Linked DNA regions of Homo sapiens: region 1 is linked to region 2. Evidence: chromatin loops called from intact Hi-C (ENCODE). Cell type or tissue: heart left ventricle. All regions are shown on one strand.

Region 1 (5,000 bases), 55 kb after region 2:
TATTCTTAGGAAAACGTCAGCCTGGTAAACAGTTTTGCTGGGAAGATAGGAAGTATTATAGTTCTTCTTCTAGAGCCCTTACAAAGAGGCGTGGTATTTTTTTTAATGTGGGTTTGGCAACAAAAACAACAGTAACAACAACAACAACAAAAAGCAGGAGAAAGCAAAGGTTTAAAATGTGCTGGGTTATTTTCTGAGGCTTAAACAACAAAAAAAACACCAAACTGAAACAATCCTTAACATAGTTTCCAAAGCAGAAATGCCTGTATTTTTCAGACCAGAAAAAATTCTTATATTAAGAAACTATAGGCTTAGAGTTTTTTAAAGAATATTTGCATAAACTCTCAAAGAAATGCAGAAAATCTGTATGTTAAATATTTGTACAATGGAGGCCACTTCTACATACATATGTTCAGACATATGGTATGTTACACATTTGTATGCTTAGAAGCTGTAAAAATAGAACTATGGTGTCTTACATTCAATGTAAAGCTCTCCTATTCTTACTGATGAAAATAATTTAAATGAGGTTTCACTTCATGTATCTAATATTTATATAACCAAGCCACTGCCAAAACCAATTCCAAACGATGGCACCTGCTCGCTATGAATCCAAATGGAGACCAATCAAAACAAATTGCAGGGCTCTTATATTCTCTCATAAAACACATTCATCAATTCTCAGAATGGCTCTCCCAAAGTGAATAAACAGAATAGCTATAAATGGCAATGACAAAAGGATCAGCATCAAATGAACCACTTGTAATTCATTTTCCCAACAAAGGTTGTGCTAAAAGAATTCATAAGCCTTTTCAAGCCAAGCCTTCATTGCAAACATTAGACAGAAGAAAGTCGCCAGTGAAAACAGCCATGACGGATGTGTTGCTTTCAGACCAATGTAACTCACAGCCTTTCATGAAAAACACTGCTACTGCATGATGTCCTGCAATGATTTTCATTTTACATATACAAAGACATAGTATGTATCTGTGTGTATCTGGTGATAGTGTCGGGGTGGTGGGGAAGCTGGGAGTCGGGGGGAGTAATTAGTTAGATAGTCATGATATTTGGCATGGAGGCAAAGAATCCATGGAGATTTAACTAACACTGTTACTTTTCTATCTCTTCCCAGTCACATCTGGGATAATCACAAATAATCTCACATAGTTGAACTTCTTGCCTCTATAACTTGCTTACATTTTTTCTTCCCCTTTTGTTTTGTTTTGTTTTTGAGACAGAATCTTGCTCTGTCACCCAGGCTGGAGTGCAGTGGCATGATCGCTGCTCACTGCAACCTCTGCCTCCCAGGCTCAAGTGACTCTCCCGCCTCAGCCTCCTGAGTAGCTAATATTACAGATGCACACCACCACGCCAGGCTAATTTTTGTATTTTTGGTACAGACAGGGTTTTGCCATGTTGGCCAAGCTGGTCTCGAACTCCTGACCTCAAGGGATCTGCCTGCCTTGGCTTCCCAAAGTGCTGGGATTACAGGTGTGAGCCACTGTGCCAGCCTCTTCCCTAGTTTTTACCATACATTTGATACTGGGTAGACTTCACAATATTATATCTTTACTACATGGCAATATTTCTCATTTTTCATTCACCAGCTTATGCTTTTTGTCCACATTTTATTTCTAAGCTATTTTCCTCTTTTTTTCCTAAGAGTACATGCCTTGGGAATTATTCAATTATTACAACAATTTATGATACACTATATGCAAATAAAACCAGTTTTGATTGGCAGAAAAATGTTTGGTCTCAGAAACAAACAAACAAGTCTGTTTGCCTTTGTTCCTGTAGCAGCCTGCAAAGTATTTCTGCGTTTATGTCATTTTCTATTGAGAAACCAAAGCCACACAGATCCCCTATATGCCCCAAATACAAAGAACAGCTGATAGTTACCCTGCCAGGTGTCTGGGGGCTCTGTGCCTGTGGGGAAGTCTGAAAGGCCATAGCAGGGAAGCAGGAAGAACTGTTAAATAAATACAATCATTGCAGGGGATGGCCAATGCTGTTATGGGCAGAAAAGGACTGAGCAGGAGACAAATTTTGTCCAAAGGAAAAAATTTTTAAAAGCCTTTCTGTAGTTTGGGTGAATAAGCTTAATTCGTAACAAGCAATGAAAGTGGTTTCAAACTAGGCACAAATGTAAATGCCTAGATAGAAGCAGTCATGAAATGACCACTTAAGATCTATTCTTCAATGAGGAGGGTATTCATTTACTCAAACATGTATTCCCGGATGTCTTTATGTGAGGTACTTTGAGGTATACAAGATGAATGAGATGGTCCCTGTTCTCAAGGCACACAAAAGAGAAGCCAAAACTCAAGCACATGTAATAATGGGAAAGTCTTTAACAGGATTAGAGTTAATACTTTTACTTGGCTTTGCCTCTAACAAGTATTCAATCATCACAGTCAGAGAGCTTATATGGAATGTTCTTTAATATGTAATAAAAAATTAAAAAGCAAAAAAAAAAAAAAAAACCAAGGCCAAAAGAGATAATAAATCAGCCACTAATCACTGAATATTAAATTTTCCAAGTGTTTGACATGTGCTTGGCTGTGTGCAGGTTCAAGACACACTGGGCAGGCAGCTGCTTTCAACAAACCAACAATTTCCCTAGAGAATCAAAACTAAAAGGAGTTCAGAGGAGAGGGAGGTGACTGTGGTCTAGAGTCAGGGTCTACAGTCAGCATTCTTAAGTCATGGATGAGAGATGTCAGAGCAGGAGGGAAGGAGCAGGCGTGGAGAAGGGAAGGGCCATGGCATGTCTGGTAAGAGAAAATTATCCTGTGCTGATACGATGGGAATTCAAGGGAAGAGGATGATTAGCGGCGGGCTAGATGGCCCTGGGAGACAGCCATGAATGTGACAAATTAAGGAACATCTGCTGAAGGCTTCTGAATAGGAGGCCAATAAAAATTGTAAAAATAATATTGCTTAAAAGAAGGCGAGATAAAATGGGAAGCGAAAACCAGATTTGAAGGGTGACTCTAGAGCCTGCTGCAATAGTCATGAGGATGAAGACCTGAAAGACCAGGGCAGAGCTGCAGGCTGAAAGGAAGGAGCCCCACAAGATGTTTACAACAAAAACACTGTCAGAACCTGAGCAAAGCCAGGGACTGAGGAGTGCAGGGTTAGCAGTTAAGTCAAGATGGCAAGGCGTGCAAGCTTCACTAACCACTGAAGATCATGGAGTTCTCAGAGCAGCTTTCTCCCTGCCTGGTCATAACCTGTGCCACCTTTATCCCAGCTGCAGAAGGAACCAAGGAGGGACACTTGAACTAGGCTAAACCAGCAGATTATCCAAAGCAAGAACTTTATCTACAACACAGGGACTGAGTGAGTCAAGTGACTTTTCAGGTCAGGTAGGGTCAGGGCTAGCCAAGGTCCTGGGAGAGTGAAACTAGGAAAGCTGCAATTTAATCAGACTGTGGAAAGATGCACAGAGAAGGCCCTGTGTTTCCAGACAGACAGAGATACTGCTACAGCCTGACAACTCTCCAGCTGTGTAATGTCTAGCCATACTCCCTAGCAAGCAACTGGGTTCTGGGAGCGCCCCTGTATCTTCACAATCCATTCAGCATTCACTTGAGTTCTTTGCAGGAGTTTCTAGTCCTTACAGCCAAACTCTCCTTGACTAAGACAGAAAATGTTTTATCAATAAGCTGCCATAAGCCTAGCAGAGGTCATTGCTCCAATCTCCACTTGTCACTACCCCCTCTGGAGAGCCACACCCTAATGTGACAGGTGATGACAGCTCGGTGGTCACAGGAAGAGGCTCTGGTGTCACAACACTGCCCAGCTTCACTATTGACTCTGCCGCACACCAGCTGTATGGAATCCTCAAGTGGCTTAACCTCTGTGTGCCTCAGTTTCCTCATCTGAAAAATAAAACAAATAACAGTACCTCTCTCACAGGGCAGTCGTTAGTAATGTCCAAGATTTACAGCACTCCAATGTTCCTGGCACACCATACGCAGTCCCTGCACTCAGCATTGTGATGACTATTTTTAGCTACTCTCACCAGAAGGAGCACCACAGGACAGAGTGGACCCTCATTGCCCTGCTCCCAACCTTCTCGTGGCTACAGAAGAAACTCCAGGTATTCGAGGCCTTGCAAAGTGTGATGCTCACCCTCATCTCTGGCCGCTCCTCCACCATTCTTCCCACCCTTGAGGTGAAGGAGCCTCTACACACAGGGCCCCCTGCGCCCCACATGCTCCCTCTCAAGTGTCAGAGGGCTCCTTCCTCTGCAAATGTGGCAGGTGCTCTGACAGCCTCTTGCCTGCACCAACAGTGTTTGTTCTACTTGAGCTAGCCTCTCCAGGGCTGTGCCAATCTCAAATGCCTCCCCCTGAGGACTTCCTTGAAGAATGCAATGCTTCATCTGCTGTGCCCTCACAGCCCTCAGCCAACGCACTTGCATTCTGGACCAGTTAGGCGTTTAGGTGACCCTGGACTGCATGTGCTCTCTGTCCTATAAATAATCATTATCACAGCCAATGCATATGAAACACTCCTTTGTGCCAGGCACTCAGACAAGTACTACATGAATTAACTCATTTAATTCTTCCAACAACTCCAAGTAACAGGTTTCTGTTATTATCCTCATTGCTTGGTTGCAGAGGAAAACGAAGGCAACAGAGAGGTTAAATAACTTGCCTCTAGCTGGGTGAAGTGGTGCACACCTGTAGTTCCAGTGCTTTGGGAGGTCAAGGCTGGAGGATCACTTGAACTCAGGAGTTCAAAGCTGCAGTGAGCTATGATCATGCCACTGCGCTCCATCCTGAATGACAGAGTGAGACCCTGTCTCTCAAAAAAAAAAAAAAAAAAATTGAAAACTAGAAGAATAAAATATATAAATAACTTGCCCAAGGTCATACAGTTGGAGCCAGGATGGGAATGCACAGACTGTCCAGTTCCAAAGTGGCTCTTAACCTCTCTGCTAATACTGCCTATTTGAAGACTTCGCTTATTTCCTTAAGTCCGCTACC
Region 2 (5,000 bases):
CACTTTTAAGTGTACAGTTTTGTGGCATTAATACATTCATATTACCATCATCCATTTCCAGATGTATTTGTTTTTAAATAATTGATCCCCTCACCCTAAAATGATGAAAGCTAGAGACAACATATATGGGTAACTTTGGTATTTTTGCAAACAGCAGGATTATCCATGTTTTCTCGAGGAAAGTTAAGTTAAAGTCATCATAAAAGAGAAGAGATAAGACTAAACTCAGATTTGAGGCCCAATTATGGGCCTACCAGCCCATGCTTTTAAATTAGGGGGAGCAAAAACCTAGCACCAGTTGCTGCTTCATGGAAGCCTTCTTTCTATAAACCCTTGGCGGACATTACTCTGTGATTACTGCACTCTTTCCCACTGAACCTCAAAATCTTTCTCCATATGGTCTTCCAGGCATTCATCACAACTAATTAGAATTAGTCCATAGATGAAACCTATTTACCATCTCCACATAAAAATTGTGAGACATCCTGATGAAACAGGAAGTAAACATCATTTGGACTGCCTTTGGCCCTGCCAAAGGCCCAATATTCACATCTGTACATATAAACATGTACATAGTAGAAAAGCCCTTCAATATGGGGTTGTCACAAAGAAGGTTCCTTAGCATGGAAATCATCACAAATAAAAATGTTCTTACCTGGGTAGGAACACACTTTCCACCACATAAAAGTCTTGCATAAGAACATCTCGTTCTGGCTTGGAAGTGAGATTACCCACTGTGTATCCTATTCCCAGCTGAATAGCACCTTTAATAGCAGATGATGCAGTCTGCAAAGAAAACAAGGGTCTCAACATTAGTCTTAACAGTCAGGGCCTTGTTCAATGGTACAGGCAACAAAACATGAGTGAGGTTCAATTCTCTTTCTTGCTCCAAAACAATGACGAGGCTGAGGTTTGGCAAGATGATAAGTTGCTTCTTTTGATGCAGAATCTATTCCAAACATTAAAGCTCTTTCTTTTCAAATGTTTTTTGTGATAATGTTTCTTATAATTTAATTTGGAAATTGCTTACTAGTCCCACCATAGATCCATAATAATTTCTTACATTAATCTGTGCTAAAACATACAGCATGGGGACACCAATATTTCCCATTTACTACTTTTCTAATATCATCCAATAATTAAGCTGATGTAATGTTAACTTGGAGAATAACTACTGTATACGTGTGTGTGTGCGTGTGTGTGTGTATGTGTGTGTGTATGAGTATACACATATATAGTTTTAACCAACATAATAGGAGAAATAACAGAATAACTCAATTTAGGACAATTAGAATGTATTTTTTTACGGTGAAGTGTGTCATACTTTTTATGCCTTGCACTGCCTAATGTAGTGCTACATACATGGTAGGAATTAAATACTTAAATCAGTGGTTCTTCACCAGGAACATCTGATGATATCTGAAGACATTTTTTGGTAATCACAACTGGAGGTGGTGGCATTACGTCTAGTGGGTAGAGGCCAGGGATGCTGCACAGGACAGCTCCCACCACAAAGAATCATCCAGACCAAAATGTCAATAATGCTCAGGTTAAGAAACCCTGACATGAATGGATGTAATAAAGATCATTTACTTTATAGAAAAGATACTTTCTTTCTGATTTAATATTTTTACTTAGCAAATCTAAGACCCATCCCCACCTCCCCACATGCTTTATATCTTTTTATTTCTTCAAGCTTTTAACACCAGAGAACACCTGTCTATTCTGGAAAAAAATGTCTTCTCTTGATTTCTATGATAGAATATGGTCCTGGAGCCACTTCTATATATATATATATATTTATTTATTTATTTATTTTTTATTTTTTTTTGAGACAGCATCTTACTCTGTCGCCCAGGCTGGAGTGCAGTCGTGCAACCTCGGCTCACTGCAATCTCTGCCTCCCGGGTTCAAGCAATTCTCATGCCTCAGCCGCCTGAGTAGCTGGGACTACAGGCATGCACCACCACATCTGGCTAATATTTGTATTTTTAGTAGAGATGGGATTTCGCCATGTTGGCCAGGCTGCTCTCAAACTCTTGGCCTCATGTGATCTGCCCACCTCAGCCCCAAAGTGCTGTGATTACAGGTGTGAGCCACCATGCCCGGCCCACTTCCAGCTTTTCTTATAGTCTCTCCTGTCACTTCTTCTCTGACCTCTCATATTGTATTTGCTATAATTGCAGTGTCCCCTGAATTCGGTCCTTGATCCTCAGGTCTCCTTAATTGCCCTGGTAATCAATCCATTCTTAATGACTTAAATACTGTTTCTATTCAGATGGCTCGCAGATTCTTTTCAATCAATTGGGATGCTGTTCTGTCAACACGAATGCAGTGTATACAGAGCCAGATTAATATCTTACAACCTCTCCACACCACTTCTGAGACTGGCTTCATTTCCCAAGGCAGTGTCATCTTCAGTTATCCAAACTTGACCTCCAAACAGACTACATCTAGAGCAGGGCTAGGTCTCTAGTCCATCTACAGACTACTTTCTCATAGGGGCATCATTTCATCACTTTGCTTATTCTACAATAAAGGTTATGTCACCTTTAGTGTGAGGACGACTATCTACATCCTTGACACTTAAGGAGGTAGAAAAATGTCTTCGTGTTTTTCTTTTTTCACATGCCCTTTTATTTAAGATCCTAGGGCAGCAAGATGGCAAAAGACTAAGACTTAAGCCCACAGTGCATTCAGTGTTTCTTAAAAAAAAAAAACAAAAAACAAACAAACAAAAAAACCCCCTGCTATTTTAATGCTCCCTCTCGGAGCTCTGCAATGCCACCATTTGGCGTCAGTGACCTTTTGTACCAGTAGCTCTGACTTTTAAAGGCTGAAATGGATTTTCTTCATTTTAACCTTGCATAAAAACTCAAAAGGCATCTCTTCTCCCATGCGTCACTCAGACTGGTAAGGCACAAGACGTGACATAAGCACTTCCCAGAGGGCCCGATACGCCACACTGTTCTAAGCCAGATCTATCAACAGGTTCACATGCTGCCCAAGTGCTCTGCAGCCCCCGCACCGCACCCCTGACGCTGCTTTCCAGAACTATCTGTATCTGCTTAACTCACAAAACCACCACGATAACATCATTTTAACACTTCTTGGGCTGGAACAGCCTGCCAAAGAGAGTAACCAATTCTTGTCTCCACCCTGGCAACAGAAGGTAGTCAAAGCTGTGACTAGTCTACACCTAGTGTTATCAAACTTCAGGAACATGAGAATCACTGGGTATACTTGCTAAAACAGATGACGGTCATGTCCCCAGAATTTCTGATTCCAAAGGTCTGGAGTGAGGACCAAATATATGCTCTTGTTCTAAGAAAAAATCTTTCTCCTCTGGTGTAAGGTTAAGTTTTGAGTCCCTGAGGAGTAAGATTTTGAAAAGAACCCTGCTGTTATATATTTAGTTAAATCAAAAACAGACTGGTAATAATATTACTTTCCTTTCAGAGCATTTAAATTTCAGGTGCTCTGATGGGAGAAATAATAAAAGTAGTTATTAATCTTTTTTGACCAACTAATTTATGCCAGGCACTTGATATATGAATAATAACAATTATGATCATAATCTATCATAATCATAGCACATACTAATGTAGTGTTTACTACTAAATGGCAGGCACTGTTCTAAGTGCTTTCTGGTTATATTAAGCCTTTTATCCTCACGACTGTATGAGGTAGGCACTCTTACTATTTCTATTGGCTCAGGAAGGTTTAGCAACTTACACGAGGTAACACAGCTACTGACAAGGTGAAGCTGGGACTCACCTCTAGGGAGGCTGGCTCCAGAGTCCCAAGTTACACTCCACTGTCTCTAAATCAGAATCTCCTCACTCATTTGACCCTCTCCAGAACCGTGAGGCATAGTAACAACTGTTCCCATTTTACAGAGGTGGATTTAAGGCTCAGCAAGGTTAAGTGACTTGCCCAAGTCCCTTTGCTAGTATGTGGTGGAGTCTGACTGCCAAATTCAGGCTGCCTCCATATCAGTGTTTGCAAAATGAGCCTAGAATCAAAGTCGGAAGTTCTCTTTTAAGTATGAATGTTTGACCTCAACAAAGCAAAAGCTCTGAGAGAGCCATTCCTTTTGGTGAAAAAAGGGTAAAAATTTTATTTCTTCCAATCATACCCACCCACGGGTAAGCCAAGGAAAAACTTGTAAACTTCTTGGTAAAGCTGTACAAACACCATCGTTAATGTCACCACTGGTAACATGGGGACTATTAACAAAAGGCGGCATTTTGCTGACATACTAGGAATGACACCTCAAAGTTTCCTCCTCCCCAGGTCTGTGTAAAAATTAAATGCTTTAATAGTGATATATTTGGGTATCACTAAAAAGCATCTTATATATGGAATCTAAAAATGTTGAACTCGAAGTAGAATGCCAGTTACCAGGGGCTGGTTGGGGGCTGGGGGCTTGGGGAGATATTGGTCCAAGGACAAAATTTCAGTTAGATAGGAGGAATAAGTCCAAGAGATCTATTGTACAATATGGTGACTACATTAATAACAATGATCGTATGTTAAAAATCACCAAGAAAGTAGATTTTAAGTGTTCTCATCACAAAAAATAACTATGTGAGGAAATGCACACTACCTCAATTAACTAACTCAACAGAGCCATTTCACAACGTATACATATTTCAAAACATCATGTTGTACACAATAAATACATATAATTTTTACTTGTCAATTAAAAAAATAAAATAGAAAAAAAGCATCTTGTCTGCTTTGTGGAAATGTCTGAGGCACATCCTAATATTAAGCCAGATGTACTTTGAAACTGTGAAAAAACACTGTGAAACACTACCTGGAGTGTCTCTGATGAGATTAGTAAATCATGATGATGACAAAGAACCTTCTGTGTGAAGTGTTGGTGATTGCAGTATTAGAACCAATAGTCCTTTCCCTGAAAACTCTAAGCCGCCAGAGCTCCCTTCCTTCCTCCAGGATACCACCAACAGACCAGTGACACGGTGGTGGGTTGC

The links. Peaks named below come from ENCODE experiments on the same cell type or tissue, not always from the same donor. Only the 100,000 strongest peaks of a DNase experiment are listed, where the experiment ranks them.
Region 1: it touches region 2 in a loop (4-fold over the local background); 4 of 110 quality-filtered maps call a loop at or near these places.

The regions. Positions count from the first base shown.
Region 1 is chr9:68,804,429-68,809,428 of GRCh38, reverse strand. All of the region lies in intron 2 of PIP5K1B (phosphatidylinositol-4-phosphate 5-kinase type 1 beta), which reads right to left. Among named protein-coding and RNA genes, the nearest start is that of PABIR1, 27 kb to the right of the region's middle. In heart left ventricle, no CTCF peak of the experiment used is centred here; no DNase peak of the experiment used is centred here; H3K4me3 peaks cover 398 bases; H3K27ac peaks cover 2,605 bases.
Region 2 is chr9:68,859,623-68,864,622 of GRCh38, reverse strand. It overlaps PIP5K1B (phosphatidylinositol-4-phosphate 5-kinase type 1 beta), which reads right to left. Exons shown (of 16, transcript NM_003558.4): 5 at 656-786. Among named protein-coding and RNA genes, the nearest start is that of PABIR1, 82 kb to the right of the region's middle. In heart left ventricle, no CTCF peak of the experiment used is centred here; no DNase peak of the experiment used is centred here; H3K27ac peaks cover 543 bases.